Regions from separate parts of the Mus musculus genome. Here region 2 is linked to region 1. A link is a loop called in an ENCODE intact Hi-C map of the cell type or tissue named here. Cell type or tissue: heart. All regions are shown on one strand.

What was found. Peaks named below come from ENCODE experiments on the same cell type or tissue, not always from the same donor. Only the 100,000 strongest peaks of a DNase experiment are listed, where the experiment ranks them.
Region 2: a loop joins it to region 1, with 2.9 times the contacts of the local background. A loop is called at or near these places in 16 of 42 quality-filtered maps.

Annotation. Positions count from the first base shown.
Region 1 is chr4:47,433,770-47,441,769 of GRCm38, forward strand. No RefSeq gene overlaps it. Among named protein-coding and RNA genes, the nearest start is that of Alg2, 37 kb to the right of the region's middle. In heart, a CTCF peak has its summit at 4,418 (motif pointing right); DNase peaks (open chromatin) are centred at 3,992 and 4,402; H3K4me3 peaks cover 1,673 bases; H3K27ac peaks cover 1,937 bases; H3K27me3 peaks cover 372 bases.
Region 2 is chr4:48,403,964-48,411,963 of GRCm38, forward strand. Invs (inversin) reads left to right here. Exons shown (of 17, transcript NM_010569.4): 12 at 3,635-3,847. Among named protein-coding and RNA genes, the nearest start is that of Tex10, 65 kb to the right of the region's middle. In heart, a CTCF peak has its summit at 3,546 (motif pointing left); no DNase peak of the experiment used is centred here; H3K4me3 peaks cover 719 bases; H3K27ac peaks cover 662 bases.

The sequences.
Region 1 (8,000 bases):
TTCCAGGCTGGGAGAGAATTGTTTAGGCGGAGCTGCCTTCCACCAAGAAGCCCTCACTGGCTCACTGCCTCATCTTGCTTCCTTCAGGCCTCTGGTTCCTCATGCTCTTCTACATTAGAACCTATGGATGTTGCTAGTGTTTTGTGTTGCTCTGAGGCAAACATCCCAGCTCCAAGAACAGTTGTGGGCTCTGCCAATAATTAGTTCAGGTTAATTATTACCAATAGCTAGATGTGTGTAGCTCAGGAGTCACCCCCCCCCCCAGCTAGAGCCTCTGGAGGTTTCCATTATGAGCCTATCCCCCCACCCCAGGGAGGTCTTAGCGTAATGAATTTTGCTATAATCACATTTAAGGATCTGGTCCCTGAGCCATGCAGTCAATCGCAGAATCGAGCACCATCTGGTTAGTTTGGTCACAGGATGGGAAGATAAGGCCTTAGGCCTCAGGTAAATGTATTGAAAAATAGCTGCCTCTGTTTTTAGGGGTGTGGTTCTATTACCAAGGGGAGAGGCCATCTGGGAGCTGTTTTGAAAAGAATACGCTGGCTTTCAGAAAATGGGAGTCCTCTCAGCCTCGATGGGAGCCTTAGCTTCACTTTCTGCTTCAACTCCCTAAAAGAGCAGCACAATTGGCACTGCTCATATTTAATGTGTTCATATTTAGTATAGAATCATCTGCTTATTTGTTCATTCATTCATTCATCAATCAATCATTCATTCAATCGGCAGGAGGCAAATCCCCACCACAGCAAGGCAAAGGCTGGGGTCCCCAAGAACGAGTGGGGACCCTGCACTATGCAAATCAAGGGGCTCCTGGTTAGTGTAGAAGAAGCTGATTTAGTGAGCCAGTGGGTGGGCAGGGAAGGAACAACAGGGAGCGCTGAGAGCTGCAGAAGAGAAGAGCCCACCCATCACTGAAAGGCAGCCCTAGTCCATGTTTCTCAACATGGTGGCCCGCCCACAGCCTTCAGAGTTTCAAGAAATGTCAGAAATCCAGATGTAGTGTTGGTCGACTGGAAATAACATCTTCATCTTAAAATCGTGGCTCATATTTTTATTGAGCATCTTCTTGGCAAACAAACAAACAAAAAACAAACAAACAAACACCACATTTCAGTGCACCAGATTCGTGGCACAGACGGCAAGCTGTACCACAGACATACCCTTGTGGAGCCCCGGGACATTCTATTTCATAGGCCCACCTATAAAGAAGACTGAATGAATTCTTCCTACATCAGAAACCAAATAAAGGGAAGGATATTTGGAACTGAGGGACGTCCACACTAGAAGCCTGCCTCAGTGGCTATCCAGCCTCAGTGGCACGTGCTTAAGCGTACGTGCTCTCAAAGCCTCCTGCAAGCTAAGGTTAAAAAAAGATGTTCAGTTCCCCCGAGAGGGTTTGGATGAATGAAAGAAAAGCCTTTATGAATAGATACTTGAAGCTAAGACCCTGCACTGGGTTTAACTTGCTTCCCTCAGCTCAATAATTCCTTCCCAGGGGATTGTGGGTAACAAGAGTGGGCACCGTAAGTGATGCTGTGCGAATAGGTGAAAGAACCCAGGACCAAGTGGCTGATGGGTAGCCGCACTGGAAGGAGTTCAGCAGGCTTTGCAGTCCCACAGACGTGCAGAACACAGCAGAGAAGGGTGGGAGCTGGGTCGTCGGGACGGGGGCGGTGTGTGTGGGGGGTGGGGGCGGGGGGCGAAGCTTCCAGCTCAAAACAGCTGGGAAACTCTGGATTGGTCCAAGCTCACGAAGTTGATTGAATTGCAGCGAAGTTTGTGCTCAATACTGTGCTCCTTTGCCTTGTGAATTCATTTTCCTCTAAGGAGATTATCTCCAAGCTTATCCAATGCTAGAACTCAGAGAATCCCTGAGGGTAGGCGTCACAGGGAGGAAACCGTGTGAGACAGTGATGGAGTCAATTGCTTTCTGCCATCTTGCTTTCCCAAAAGCATCGTGTATGGTCCACCTACGCCGGAATCTTCTCCTCGTGGATCCAGAATCGCTGAGTCACCCTCTCAGGCCAAGCTCTGACTTAAACATTTTGCTAAGCTCTCAGAGTCGCTTTCCGCCTCTCTAAAGTTTGGGGTCCACTGGGTGGCAGAACCCAGCCTCCACCTTACCAACACCACGATGGCTCGATCAATTCCCAACCAGGCTCTTCCTCCTGGGCCCCTCAAAACTCATTTCTCTCCCCGCCGCTCGCTCGCCGATCATTTCTCCAGCCCCGTTCACACAGCTGGCATTTATCTTTATTGCTGCTCTGTTTATTGATTTAGGGCCATCTCTGCAATTCGTCAAGCCTCGATCCCATTTTAATCTGGGCCTCCGAAGTGGCAAAGATCCCTTCCAGCTTCAGCGCTTGCAGAAATGTGATTAGCTGAGGCTCCCTTCCATCCTTCAAGCCATTAATGGAAATAGTAAATGGTCCCGGTTTGGCACGAAGGTCTTCCGGGTCTCTGGGGATGTATGAGTCCCTCACGCGTCACCAGCTCTGCCTGGACAGTGGCTCCCCACCGTCATGCACATTTCAGTGGTGGATTGTTGCTTCCCTATTACGAATCTATGCAGAAATCCTAGTTATTAATTAGTTCACTCATTCAATATAAACACTCAAGGGGAAATATAACCTGAGGTCGTGTCATTTTCCCTCTCATAAATGGTTTGATGACCTCAGGGAGAGGGAGTCTATGGGAAGGACATGTGCAGAAAAGCATGCTTCCGCCAGGGGTGGTGACTCACACCTGTAATCCCAGCACTGGGGAGACTGAGGCAGGGGGACAGCTGAGAGTTCCAAGTTGGTCTCAGGTATCTCCTACCTCCTAAGTGGTTTTCATAGACAGGAGCTTGGCTTTTGCGAAGCACACATGACAGACAAAGCTCACTTCCCAGGTTTTCCTCATGAAGGCCAGAAAGCAACTGTGCCACTCACTTTAATCTCTCTTTCTTATTAATTTATTTATTCACTTTGCATCCTGATCAACCCCCTTCCTCCACTCCCCCCAGTCTCACCCTTACAAATCCCTCTCCCCCATTACTCCCTCATCTTCTCCTTAGAGAAAGTAAAGCCCCCTGGGGTACCACCCCACCCTGAGACATCCAGTCCTAGATGGACTACACACCCCTTTTCCTGAGGACCAACCAGGCAGTCCAAGTAGAGGAAGGGGATCCAATGGCAGCCACAGGGTCAGACAGCTCAGTTGTTAGGGGACCCACATGAAAACCAAGCTGCACATCTGCTACAAGTGTATAGGGAATCTAGGTCCAGCCCACTGGTTAGTGGTTCGGTCTCTGTGAACCCCCACAGGCCCAGGTTAGTTGTGGTGTCTTTGACCACTCCGGCTGGCTTAATCCTATCCCCTACTCTTCCACAGGACTCCCCACAGGCCACCTGATGCTTGTGTCTGCTTCCATCTGCTCCTAGGTAAAGCCTCTCAGGAGACATATGTCTCCCCTTTTCAATAAGGTAGTATGAAATACAGAGAAAGTATATGTGAAGCACCCTAAGGGGCAGGGCAGAGGGAGGGAGGATGGCAGTGTTCCCACTCCGGCAGGCTGTACGAGCAGGGAGCTTCCCCGGGGCTGATTCTCTTGGAAGCCCAGCCCTAGAGAAGACACGCTGGACTGGTGTTTCCCATAATACTCCTGGGAGAGGGGAACATTGGACAGGCAGGCAGAGAAGCAAGCTCTGGAGCACGGTGCCCAGCTTCCCTGTGGCCTCATTCATACACCTGCCACACAGTGCCAGGAGACCTGGCGTTAAGGAGCCACCTTTCTCAAAGGAGCCCGATCCTCATGGAGATTGCCGCTGCTCTGAAAATATAGCGGGCGTGGCCATCCTCTCAGCTGACACACCCTTTGACCCCTTTGAATGCTTGGAGCTGGCAGATGCCTAGAGCTGAGGACACTTACATGTATGTTCAAACAAGTATAAGAAGCTGCACCCCCCGCCCCCTTCAGACAGAGCAGAGATGAACCAGAAGGCCCCCCGCCCCCATCTCCAGCAAAGGCGGGACAAGCCAGCTGCCTGGAGGAGGGGCATAAGAGTCAGTTCCCCACGGACGACTTCGTTGACAGCTGAAGGGTGAGGTGGAGCGACAAGGAGACACTCGCTCACCCTTCACCCCTCATGAGTGCTGGGGCAGCGCTGCTGGCTGGTCATTTCCCAAAAGCTTGCCAAAACAAGCGACATAAATCAAATTTTCATTTCATTCCTTCAGGCTCGACCCTTCCGTCAGGCACTCAACAGCTGCCTCCTGAGCAGATGTACAGCTCATTAGTCTATCGTGCCGCTAGAGCCAAGTCCAGGACCCCAACCCCCATTCCGGGGCGGGGGTTGGGGGGGGGGCGGTAGGGAAGGACGCTAGCAGCCTTTGTTCTTCCACTGTCGAGCACTTCGCATATCAGCCACCAGGGGGCGAAAGCTGCACATACATCGTTGGTTCCCAGAGCCAGCTCAACCCTACAACCCTCTCGCCTGGCGTTTGGAAGGCGATCAGGGAGGGATGGTGAGACCTTCCTCTACCTCCAGAGCTTTTCAAGCCTTTAACGTGTAGGAATATCTTGTTTGGTGCGAGGATGCTTGGTTTAGGCAGACAGAACTGGATTCAGATGCCTGGTCTGATGCTCTCAGCCTTTGGGCCTTCATGATGAAATGTGATGGTATCGCTTGCTGTGGGACCCCACCCGGTGATCCTGAGGCTAACGTGAGGCAGATGAAGTGAGGAGCAGCTAAGCATCGTGACAAGGAAGTTCTCTAGGGACATAGAGTGCATGCAATTTCTCATGTCTTTATTTTCTCTTACTATGTCTCATTAACCACACATTTAAGCCTCTTATTTAATATAGATGAACAGAATCATATTCAGAATATCTCTGTGTTCTCTGTCTCTCTCAGACACACGCACGCACACACACACACACACACACACACACACACACACACACACACACACACACACGTCTCTGTCTCTCCAGGGCTGGAGATAGAAACCAGGGCCTTGCACATGCTCAGTAATTACTCTACCATTGAGCTATGTTCTCAGAGTCGTCTTTCTTCTCTAAAACAAACCAAGCCAAGAAGCGCCATGTGTTTATCTGTAAATCAACATGTCTATAAATCGATTCCACCAGTTGTCCCCATCCTTAAGTGTGGAGTCCAAGAAGCAGCAATAGGTTGGAGAGTGAAGCTGTTTCTGTTGTGCCTGTGGCTCACCCGTTCTCTCCCTTGTGGACCTGTGGTCCTCTCCCTACTCTACCCAGGATCCTCCCCTCCCCCTGCTTCCTTTGCTGCTGCGACTCAAGGTGGAGTCGCCTCCGCTACCCCCACAATTCTGACATTAGCAACCTGCCCCAGGTGACTTTCTAAAGGGAGGTGGGTTCCTGCCACATTCTCCTTGGAGGCATCACAGTTGCGTTTTGCCTGTTGACAAAGCTTGACAGCAGGCATCCAGGCCCTTAGAGCTGCATGTACTGGCTTCAAAGCCTGTGCCTGGCTCTTGGTTATGTGCTGTACACTCACAAGGCTGTAATCGCCTTCATAGCTATCTTGAGACATGGGGTCACATTATCAGCTTCAATTTGTAGTTAGAACTGGGCACTGAGAAGTGACCCTCTTGGTAATCTAGGGAGGAATAGAAGGGACAGCAATCTGAGACTTCCCCAAGTCACAGGACAATGTAATGCTATGCCTAGTGTCACCTTGCTTAGACGTACTGAGCCTCCTCCCAAGCAGCAGAATTCATGGTTCCTTCCCCCATGTTTTCCAGGAGCCCTGGTTATGTGCAAGACATTTTACCAGGTGTCACTCTGCCTCTGCTACTAGGATGGAATGGATTCAAGCACAGAACCAGAAAGGAACACTCAGAAAATTCTGACTACATCAAATCCTCTTTTATCTAGTAGTTTTACTGAACCATGCCTCCCATCCCACGCCCTAAACCTACCATTAGCCTCTATGCAGCTGGACTGCTGTGATTTCAATTTTGAATGCACCCCAAAGGCCTGTGTGTTAAAAGCTTGGTTCCTGGTGTGGTGCTGTTGGGAGATGGGGGAACCTTTAGGAGGGCAGGGCCGAACGAGAGATCTGCAGGTCACCAAGCTCTGCAACTTGTCCCTTTGCTTCCTGCCCATGAGGAGGTGGTTTTGTAGCATCGTGTGTTCCCGCTGTGATGCGCTGCTGCTTGTCACAGGCCTAAGGGATGAGCTAGAACCTCCACACCGGAGCTAAAATAAAGTTGGTTATCTGGGCTTGTCTGCCACAGCGCTAGAGAGTTGACAACCTCATGGGCTCTGCACATGCCGCAACCTGTTCAAGCTAAATCTCCTAGGGCAGAGCTCTTTGTGGATAGATCTGAGGTCCATCCTGGGCCCAACTGTGGCCTCCCTCTCTAGACCAAATCTCTCTCTGTGTACTGGCCTGGCTAGTCATTTTGCTCGGTGTACTGGTCTGGCTAGTCACTTTGCTTAAGAGAGCCTCTTACCTTCTGCCTGCCGCCCATCACCTTCTTATCCCAGGCAGGGGGCTGTTCTCAGCTTTGCTCTCACTGTCTGCCCCGTTGCACAGCCACTTTCAGCCCCAGAGGGGGCAAAGGAGCTGTTCTATAGGCAGAGGCAGATACATATTCAAAAGCAAGTGGGACAGTAACAACTTACATGGTGCCGTAATGATCCACACGGAAATATTCCCTCGCCTCTTGGTGAAATTGTCATTCCGAACCACGGAATACATTAAGTTTTATGATCTCCCCGCGTCTTTGGGGAATATAAATCTGGAAACATCATCTTCATATGACAAGGCAAAGAGTCCCTGGGGACTCAAGATGTTTGAGAACGTTAACTGAGAATCAGAAATAGTTGGCGATTAATATTGGGATTTTGTTTATGGGCACAAATAAATCCCAGGTCTAGGGCTGACCTCTAAAAATCTGCCTATGACAAAAATTCTGAAGGCAAATGATGGGGCAGGAAACAATCTGAATTTAAAGAAGGGATTGGGGGGGGGGGCTGGGCGGCAGTGTTTAGAAGCTCATCTTTTCTGACTGTACATTTGAATTCTGTGCACACCGCCATAGTCACCGACTGAAATAAAGATGATAGAAGGTAGAAATTTATATCAGCGGTCTATAGTCAGGCAAGCTTTGTGACTACATGGGGTGAACCGGGAGTACTCTTTTCAAGGCTCGTTGAGGGAGGCTCCTTACTCTTCTTTCACCACTAAAATGAAGACCCAGTGGCCATCTGGGCAGTAAAGGGACACGGGAGGATACGCTGGCACGCTGAACCTTACTGCGTCTTACACCCAGAAACGGAGGTGAGGAGTGAGTCTTCATGGAATGAGTCAGCTTGGCGTGTGAAAGCATCCTTTCTGTCTCCTGCTTTCCGTCTCCAGCTCTTGCCTAACCAGAACCAGCCAGGCTCTTCCTGGGCCTGGAGCCCATCCGGGAATACTCATGACTTCTAGATGACGATGACTGCCTAAGCTGGATATGGGGGCGCATGCCTGTAACCACAACACTTGGGAGGCTGAGGCTGGAGGACTGAGTTCAAGGTCAGCCTTGCCTACCATGAGACCATGGATCCAAAAAGCAACAAACAAAAACAAATGTGGAGAAATATGACGGTGGAGAAATATGACGGTGGAGAACAAGGTCATTAAAACTGGCAAGTGTGGCTCACTCTTTGTGTTTCTCTTCATTCACCCGCCAGTCCCCTCTACAGCCTTTCTCTAACCTGCCTGGCACAGCTAAAGACACAGAACGACCACTGAATCTAATAATAAAAATAAAATCAAGTCTCTCCACCTACTAATATCTGTGTGAGAGAGTAAAGACCCAGTTTTAAGTCACCTGCAAAAAAAGCACCCCAACTAACTACTTACTAAGGAAACACACTTTGCCTGTCATTGAGATTTAACCTTGACTTTTCTAAGAGTTTGGCATCTAACGAGAGCTAGTTGTTCTCTGTCCTGAGATGCCCTGGCCTCTCTTTTATCTTC
Region 2 (8,000 bases), 970 kb after region 1:
ATATCATCGTCAATCAATAATTAAAAAGAAGGATTTACTATAACAATGTTACTTCCTAGCTGCTCTCTTTGTAAAGAAACAATGGAAAAATGGAGGGAGTGGTGGCCTGCTTCTGTTTCCATAGCAGTGCACATGGATGTACACATGTAAGAAGCTGGCATTGCTGCTTATGCTTATTGACATTCTGGCTTGGGCATTCTGCTGAGCCCATCATCCCGTCCCCATGTGGCAGGTCCAATTGTATGTTATCTCTCATCAGTGTCTACATTGTTTCTTGGCTGGTTACCATCAATATAGTGCTAATTTATACTTCTTGTGCATAGACATTAACCAAGTGATGTACCTCAAATAGACATCATTTCTGCCAACTTCTTCTGGCTCTCAGTCAATAGCTATCTGACAGCCACTCTCTCATGTCAATGGGAATATTCACAGGGCTTGAACGTTTCTAAATGGAATGTGGGATGGAATAATAAGGACAACACAGTTGCTGAAACACTAGATATAAACGTCAGCCTTAAAACCTGGCTAGATATTTACATTCTGTCTGCTTGAAGCTAAGAGCGATTGGATCAAAAATCTTAATTGGAGGAGTTATGCATTATATTTTACTAAGAAGTCACTGCTATATTTTTGTTAGCATATCCTTGCGGCTGTGCCTGTGTTAGGTGTAGATGAATGCTGAGACACAGAGAGATGGACTGACAGGACTCGACAATTAGCTTTAAAATATTTCCACAAAAATTCAAAGGAAGAAATTAAAAGGAATAAACATAGCAATAAAACCTTACTAAATACACATATTGTATGCAAATTGATCTCACTGGCACTTCTGTTCTACCAGAATGTATTCAAGAGTTGATAGAAAAGGGGGTTATATTAAACTGGGAGCTACTTGCAATCAATTATAGTCTACATTCTGTACAAACTGGTTGTGTAATTGTCAACACGTTGCTTAACTTTCCTGGGTCTCTATTTATTTATGAAATGAAGGTGTTGCATTTAGTGACTTGTAAAGATCAGTTCACATTGCTACCCTGTGCTCAGTGGCTCTCTGATCATCTCATTAGTGGATGTGCAGCCAGAAGAGGCACTGTCCAATTCTTAATTCTTCAAAGTTTACAAAATAATACCTACTTAAGTATCATTTGAGGCTACTTATTTATGGTCCTCTTTTCCCTAAACAGTAGTGATGTGTCCTGAATTGAGGTGTTCTGAAATGACCAGTTTTTTTTTTCAGCTATTGGGGTTTCAGTGAGGAAACTATTCATGATCTGTTAGTCACCCAACACAGTCTCTGAATTCAGTCTCCTTCTTGAAGCAAGCAAACCACCCTTGTTCTGAAAACCTCTTCCTTTTATGCCTTCTGTAACTATTGGGTATGGTTTGCAGAGAGATTTACTTTTCAGTAGCCATTATGAGGTCTTCTGAGTCTAACCTTGCATTCTTACATCCGTCTCCTTTTCCCACTGTGCGTGGTGATCCATGGTTGTGTGGACCACCTCCATCACCCTGCAGATGTGCCTCGGTGTGCAGTTGTCACTGGGTAAACATGAGTTTGGGTCCTATGGAAGTGTTGGCGGCAGGCACCTGCAGCATCATAACCCCTGCTGCAGTGTGGGTCCTGTGCTCATAGATAGACAGGGTCTGCTGCATGCTGGGCATGGGGCAAGCCCTTTCCATCCACCTCCCACTTTCCCCATTCACTTTAACACAGACAGCTAAGACCCCAAAAGATCAAGTCTGATTGGAAGTGGCATTACTGCCACCATTGGGAGAATATTTTTATTTCAGTTTTTATACTTTAATCCCATCCCAAGTCTTAAAATATATATGTATCATTTAAATGATGTTTTCCCCTATAAATTTTTTATTATTTAGTCTCATTTACTGGTCGTTTTTATGATTTTTAAGTTCCATCTCACTTTTTCAGAAATAACCTCCTGCTCACTATTTCTCCAATCTTCCATGAAATCTTCCAGTCCCTGCGTGGTCTCTTTTCTTTTCTTTTTTTTTTTTTTTTTTTTTTTTAAAGATTTATTTATTTATTTATTTATTTATTTATTTATTTATTTATTTATTATATGTAAGTACACTGTAGATGTCTTCAGACGCACCAGAAGAGGGCATCAGATCTCGTTATGGGTGGTTGTGAGCCACCATGTGGTTGCTGGGATTTGAACTTCGGACCTTTGGAAGAGCAGTCGGGTGCTCTTACCCACTGAGCCATCTCACCAGCCCCGGTCTCTTTTCTTATATGTAGCTCTTTGCTCCATCTGGGCTAGTTCAGCTTATGATGCAATATGCAAGACTCTTTAGCTGGGCGTGGCTGCACATATCTTTAGTGGTTGTGTCTTAGTTAGGGTTTTACTGCTATTGAACAGACACCATGACCAAGGTGTCATGGTGTCTTTTTTTTTTTTTTTTTTTTTTTTGTGGTTTTTCGAGACAGGGTTTCTCTGTGTAGCCCTGACTCTATAAACCAGGCTGACCTCCAACTCAGAAATCCGCCTGCCCCTGCCTCCCAAGTGCTGGGATTAAAGGCATGTGCAACCACTGCCCGGCTCCAAGGCAACTCTTATAAGGGCAACAAATGTTGGGACTGGCTTACAGGTTCAGGGGTTCAGTCTGTTTCAAGGCAGGAGCATGGCAGTGTCCAGGCAGACATGGTGCTGGAAGAGCCGAGAGTTCTACATCTTCATTTGCAGGCTGTTAGGGGAAGACTGACTTCCAGGGAACTAGGACTAGGGTATTAAAGCCCATGCCCACAGTGACACACCTACTCCAACAGGCGCAAGCATACACAAACCACAGGCTACATAGAGAAATCCTGCTTCAAAAACAAGTAAACAAAAAAGTCTCTTTTACCCAGGTGGCTACCAACACCATTCAGTCCACAATTCAGCTCCCCGCAGTGACTTGTAGTAGGGACCCTCTGTGTCATGGAGTCAGTCTCCCCTATCTGAAAACAGGCTTCTTTTTGTAAGCATTAATTATAGTAATTACAGAAAAGTAATTTGGAGAATGTTTTCAGACAGATGTAGGGAATCACTTGGCACAAGACAAAAAGAGAAGTGTTTATGTGTTCCCATAGCTGCTACCTCAACGTTTCTCAACCTATGGCTCTCTACCCTTTTTGGGCCAAACAACCCTTTTACAGGGGTTGCAGAGCAGATGTCCTGTATATCATGTATTTACATTGTGATTCACAATAGTAGCAAAATTACAGTTAATGAGGTAGCAACAGAACGAATTTCATGGTTGGGGGTCACCACAACTTGAGAAACTGTACTAGAGGGTCACAATATGAGGAAGGTTGAGAACCACTGCTCTAACTTGTGAGCCAGCTCCAAGAGCTCAGCCGCACAAAGGCTGAATCCGCAACCTCCTGTTTTGTATTCCTTAGAGAAAGAAGGTGAACACATCAGGCTTTGCCTGGGAAATAGCCAGTGGTAAAATGAGGGGTTTCTCTTCGTAGCACTGGCTGTCCTGGAACTCACTCTGTAGGCTGGTGGAACTAAAGGTGTGTGGCGCCACCTCCTGGCTGAATAAGGGTACTGCTAGGTGCTAATGTGTCCGCTCTACTGTGCCTTGAATCACAATCCATTCCAAATCAGTCTTCCTTTAACCTTAGGTACACACCCCTTGATTATGCATTGCTTGGTGAGCGCCATGAGGTGATCCAGTTCATGCTGGAACATGGTGCCCTGTCCATCGCAGCTATACAAGACATCGCTGCCTTCAAAATCCAAGCAGTCTACAAAGGATACAAGGTCAGAAAAGCCTTCCGAGACCGGAAGAACCTCCTCATGAAGCACGAACAGCTGAGGAAAGACGCTGCAGCCAAGTAAGTGTGAGCCACCGAGATCGCTCGCTCTAAGCTGAGAAGGGAAGCTGGGTGGGCGTGGGAGGGAGGGGCCAGAGCTCGGAATGGACCAACGCTGTCACCTTCTTGCTCTGCCCTCTATCTTAAGAGGACTTAAGGAAGGACGACCCAGCAACGAGTAGGCTACCAATAGAGAACTCATCTTCTTGCCCCTCCTGGCATGTGGGCAAGTAAGTGTGTGTGTGTGTGTGTGTGTGTGTGTGTGTGTGTGTGTGTGTGTCTGTGTGTGTCTGTGTGTGTCTGTGTGTCTGTGTGTGTGTCTGTGTGTGCGTGCTCATGCGCTGATTGACAGGTGTGTAATGTAGCATGTGCAGTCTCTCCTCCCCACCCCTAGACTCCTTATGTAGAATAGGTAGGCCTTGAACTCACAGAGAACCGCCTGCCTCTGCCTCGGGTGTGCCCGTGCTGCTTGTTTTTTAACATAAGCCGCACAATAATGGATTGAGACGGCAGTACAGCAGGGGCACCCTAACAATAGAGCAAGGGAACGCTACAAGCAGTGCGCTCGCATTCCCTCTCAAAATCGCCTGTGCACTGTTTTCAAACCTTTCATCTGAAGAAAGCCCTTTTTGACAGATCTGAATTTTTGGCATTTCTGCTCCTGTACTTCAGAGGCATTGTTAAGTGTGAAGGTTGTTTGAACACAGCACTATCGCGCCACAGCTGTGATCCTCAAAATGACATTGCTCTGAATGGCACAACATTTAAAACTGGTTATTCCTAGAGTTTTCTATTTACTATTTTAGACCCAGGTTCACAATGGGAAACAGAAACTAAAGAAAATACAAGTGTACCATGGGCTGCTGTATTTCCTCCTGCTGATGGTTCCATATACCTCAGCTAATGTCAGAATCCTTCAGAATCCAGTCAGCTCTCCAGAGGCCCCGTGGCTGACATTGTAAGGGACATATTCTGCATCATTGGTACAGACGGGAGATGAACTCTTTCCTGTCCCTGGGTTCCCAGCAGAGTGAGAGGAGTAGGAGAGTAGGAAGACTGGATGCACAGCCAGCCTGTGAGATTTACTGTGATGGCCTGATCAAAGACAGTGTCCTCTCTGGGAGACTGCCTGATCTGGGGGCACTCTCCAGGTCTGTGGAGACCCAAGTCTGCACCGGAAGCCCCTTTGTCTCCCAAAGGGACCACAAGTTTGGATGAACGTACTGTTGAGTTAGTGCAGAGCTGGAGACTGAGAACTGACTTGTGCCATGTCCTGTACTTGTCACAGGATGGGGCTGCACCATCCGCACCCTGAAGCAGCATTGTGCTTTCCAGCGCTATCTTTTCCTAACTCGTATTTCAGTATCCTGTGCCAGGGGCTGGAAACAGCAAGGAGATTTAGAGAACGCCAGACCAACCTCCCTCCTTGTTATTCCAGTGAGGTCCTCCACAAAAGAAGAAAGCGCCTCTTTGTTTTTAGTGTTAGCTTCTGAAGCTAACATTTGGGAACTCTTAAATGGCAGCTGGGCTTGCTTGTGATCATACTGCAACTTAAACTTGGAAAGCTGCAGCTCCTCCTGCTCTTCCTCATGCACAGACAGACAGACAGACAGACAGCCCTTTACTGTGCCAGTGCTGAAAGTAGAGTCCAAAGTTTCCAGCCCTCGCCTCCCTCACTCATCCTTTGTAAACCCCACCTCCGCACTCATCACTGTATAGACCCACCTCCGCACTCATCACTGTATAGACCCACCTCCGCACTCATCACTGTATAGACCCACCTCCGCACTCATCACTGTATAGACCCACCTCCGCACTCATCACTGTATAGACCCACCTCCGCACTCATCACTAAGTAGACCCCAGGTGAAGCTCTTGGAGACTGCTCTCAATTGTCTCACTTAACTCTCGGATGTTATTGCTTAAAGACCTAGTCATTGTTTAATTTGTCTTCAAGATTTTGCTTTAAGAACTAAACCCCAGAATTCTGCTGCTGCATCTTTGATGAAGGTGTGCCAGGCACGTGGCATTATCTCAATGTCCTTTTCTCATTTAACCATGTTTGGACATCAGGAATCACCTTTGTAAAGTAAGCAATTGAAAGGGACCCATTAAACATGACGGAAAGTGATCTCTAATTCCTGTTGGAGAAGTTGGGAGAAACAAGATTAGATATATTTTCTAAGAGATATTTTTTAAAGTCCTATTTAAGAAATACCCATACTTACTTAAAAGCACTCTATAGCTCTTAGGCACTGCTTCTATTGCAGCCAGAATAAGCACAGTGTAATTTACCTGCCAGAGCACAGAGTGGAGGTCAGGCTTCGGCAGAACTTGTTTATGTCAATCGCTTGTCTTCCTGGGAGCCTCCCGTTTACAGGATTTTACTTCATTCTCATCTCTCTTGCTCTTCCTTCCTCTGTCTTGGGAATTACACCATCTCCACAGTGAGCTCACCCCTACTCTTCAGACCTCTACAGGTGCTATCTTATTTCCTACTGGAAGTGTACCCAGTCTTAAAAATTAAACTAGAGCCAGCACACAGGTGCACGTTGAGTTCCAACTCCTTTGGAGGGATGCAGAAGGGCCACATGAATTCAGGGCTGTTGCCCTAGCCCTCGACCCCTCTGGGCGGTCCTTGTGGATAGGAAATAAGATGGGGAGTCAACAGCACAGACTCTGGGAGTCAGGTGAGTTTGCAGAAGCAGACTAATTTTCGTGGGATTGGGGTGTGCCTTTATACCCTCCACCTGTGCCCCACTGGTCCATGACATCTTTCTCCCTGTGGCTGGCATCATCTGATTAGCTGGCCAGGTCATGTGCTCTGTTGTCATTTGTCTCCATGTGCCAGGCAGATCTTAAGGTTGTAAGATGTGTGTGCCATTATGGGCCGCCAGTCAAGATGCGCTGACTCATTCCTCCTACACAGGGCTTCAAGACCTGTCAAAGCAACATAGCTAGAGACCCTGACTCAAAAAAATTTTTTATTATTACTTTTAATTAGGTCATCTCTCTAGAAAACCTCTTACTCAATCTCCCACCATAACCTATTGGAACTCTGATCCCTATGTCTTCAGCTGCCCCCCCTGTGCATTTGTACTTTACCAACCTATGGTCAGATGCCAACACATTGGACCACGGGAACACCACATCTATATTCTTAAATCCCAGTATTGTCTCCAGGTCTCTTCTTGTCTGGACACCCACACAACTTCAGACTTGATAGTCAGCCATCTCAAATTTTCTGTCCTTCCTTACTGACCCCACTGAGAGACCTGTTCTTCCTTCTGGCTAGTATGAGACTGAGATAGCCTTGTAAACTTACACAAGTAAGCCCAGGCTGGCTGCCCAGTTCAAGCTGAAGTCCTCTCTATAAGGAGTTCTGTGTCCCCAAATCAAATGATGGGGAATTTGGTCTTTCCAAAGAAAGCACATTCCATCAGTGGAGGTTTCTGACACTGCTTCTCTTTTTTGTTAAGTCATGCTTAATTACATGTATGTGTGTGTGCCTGTGTCTGAATGTGTGCATGTGAGTGCAAGTGCCTATGGAGACCAGAGAGGCCTAGGATCCCCGGAGGTTTGGAGTTAACAGGCAGTTGTAAGGCTGCCTGGTTGGATGCTGGGAGCCAAACTCAGGTCCTCTAAAGAGCAGGACATGCTTTTAGCTGCTGACCCATCTCTCTAGCCCAAGAGGGGTTTTCCTTGGATCTACTCCTGAAAGCCAAAGACAGAAGTCGGCGTATTTTCTCACAAACCAACTCTGAGGGGTGCTCATGAGACTCCCATTTGTACCACAGACATCCTTTGTTTCATACTAGAGTTTGTTTCGGCCTGCTCCCCTGAACATCCCCAGTCCTTCAGGGCTGAGCATTTCGCTGTCCTACTCAAGGTCATCTCATCCACAAGGAGCTACTTCTGTGGCCTCCTTTGTGCAACCTAACTCCTCAGAACCTCCATCTCCCGTCAGAGGATAAAGTTTCCTTAATCAGATGGCCTTCAAGGTCCTAGGAATGCCCTTTGACCATATACAGATTTTCCTATGTCAAGAGCATATATCCATTTTATCAAAAGAGGAGCTACAACTTTTTTTTTTTTAAACTCTCGTTATCAAAGAGGCTGGTGAGCCACAAAGAATTTTCTTGTAACTGGACTGAATGATTTCTGAGGTCCTTCC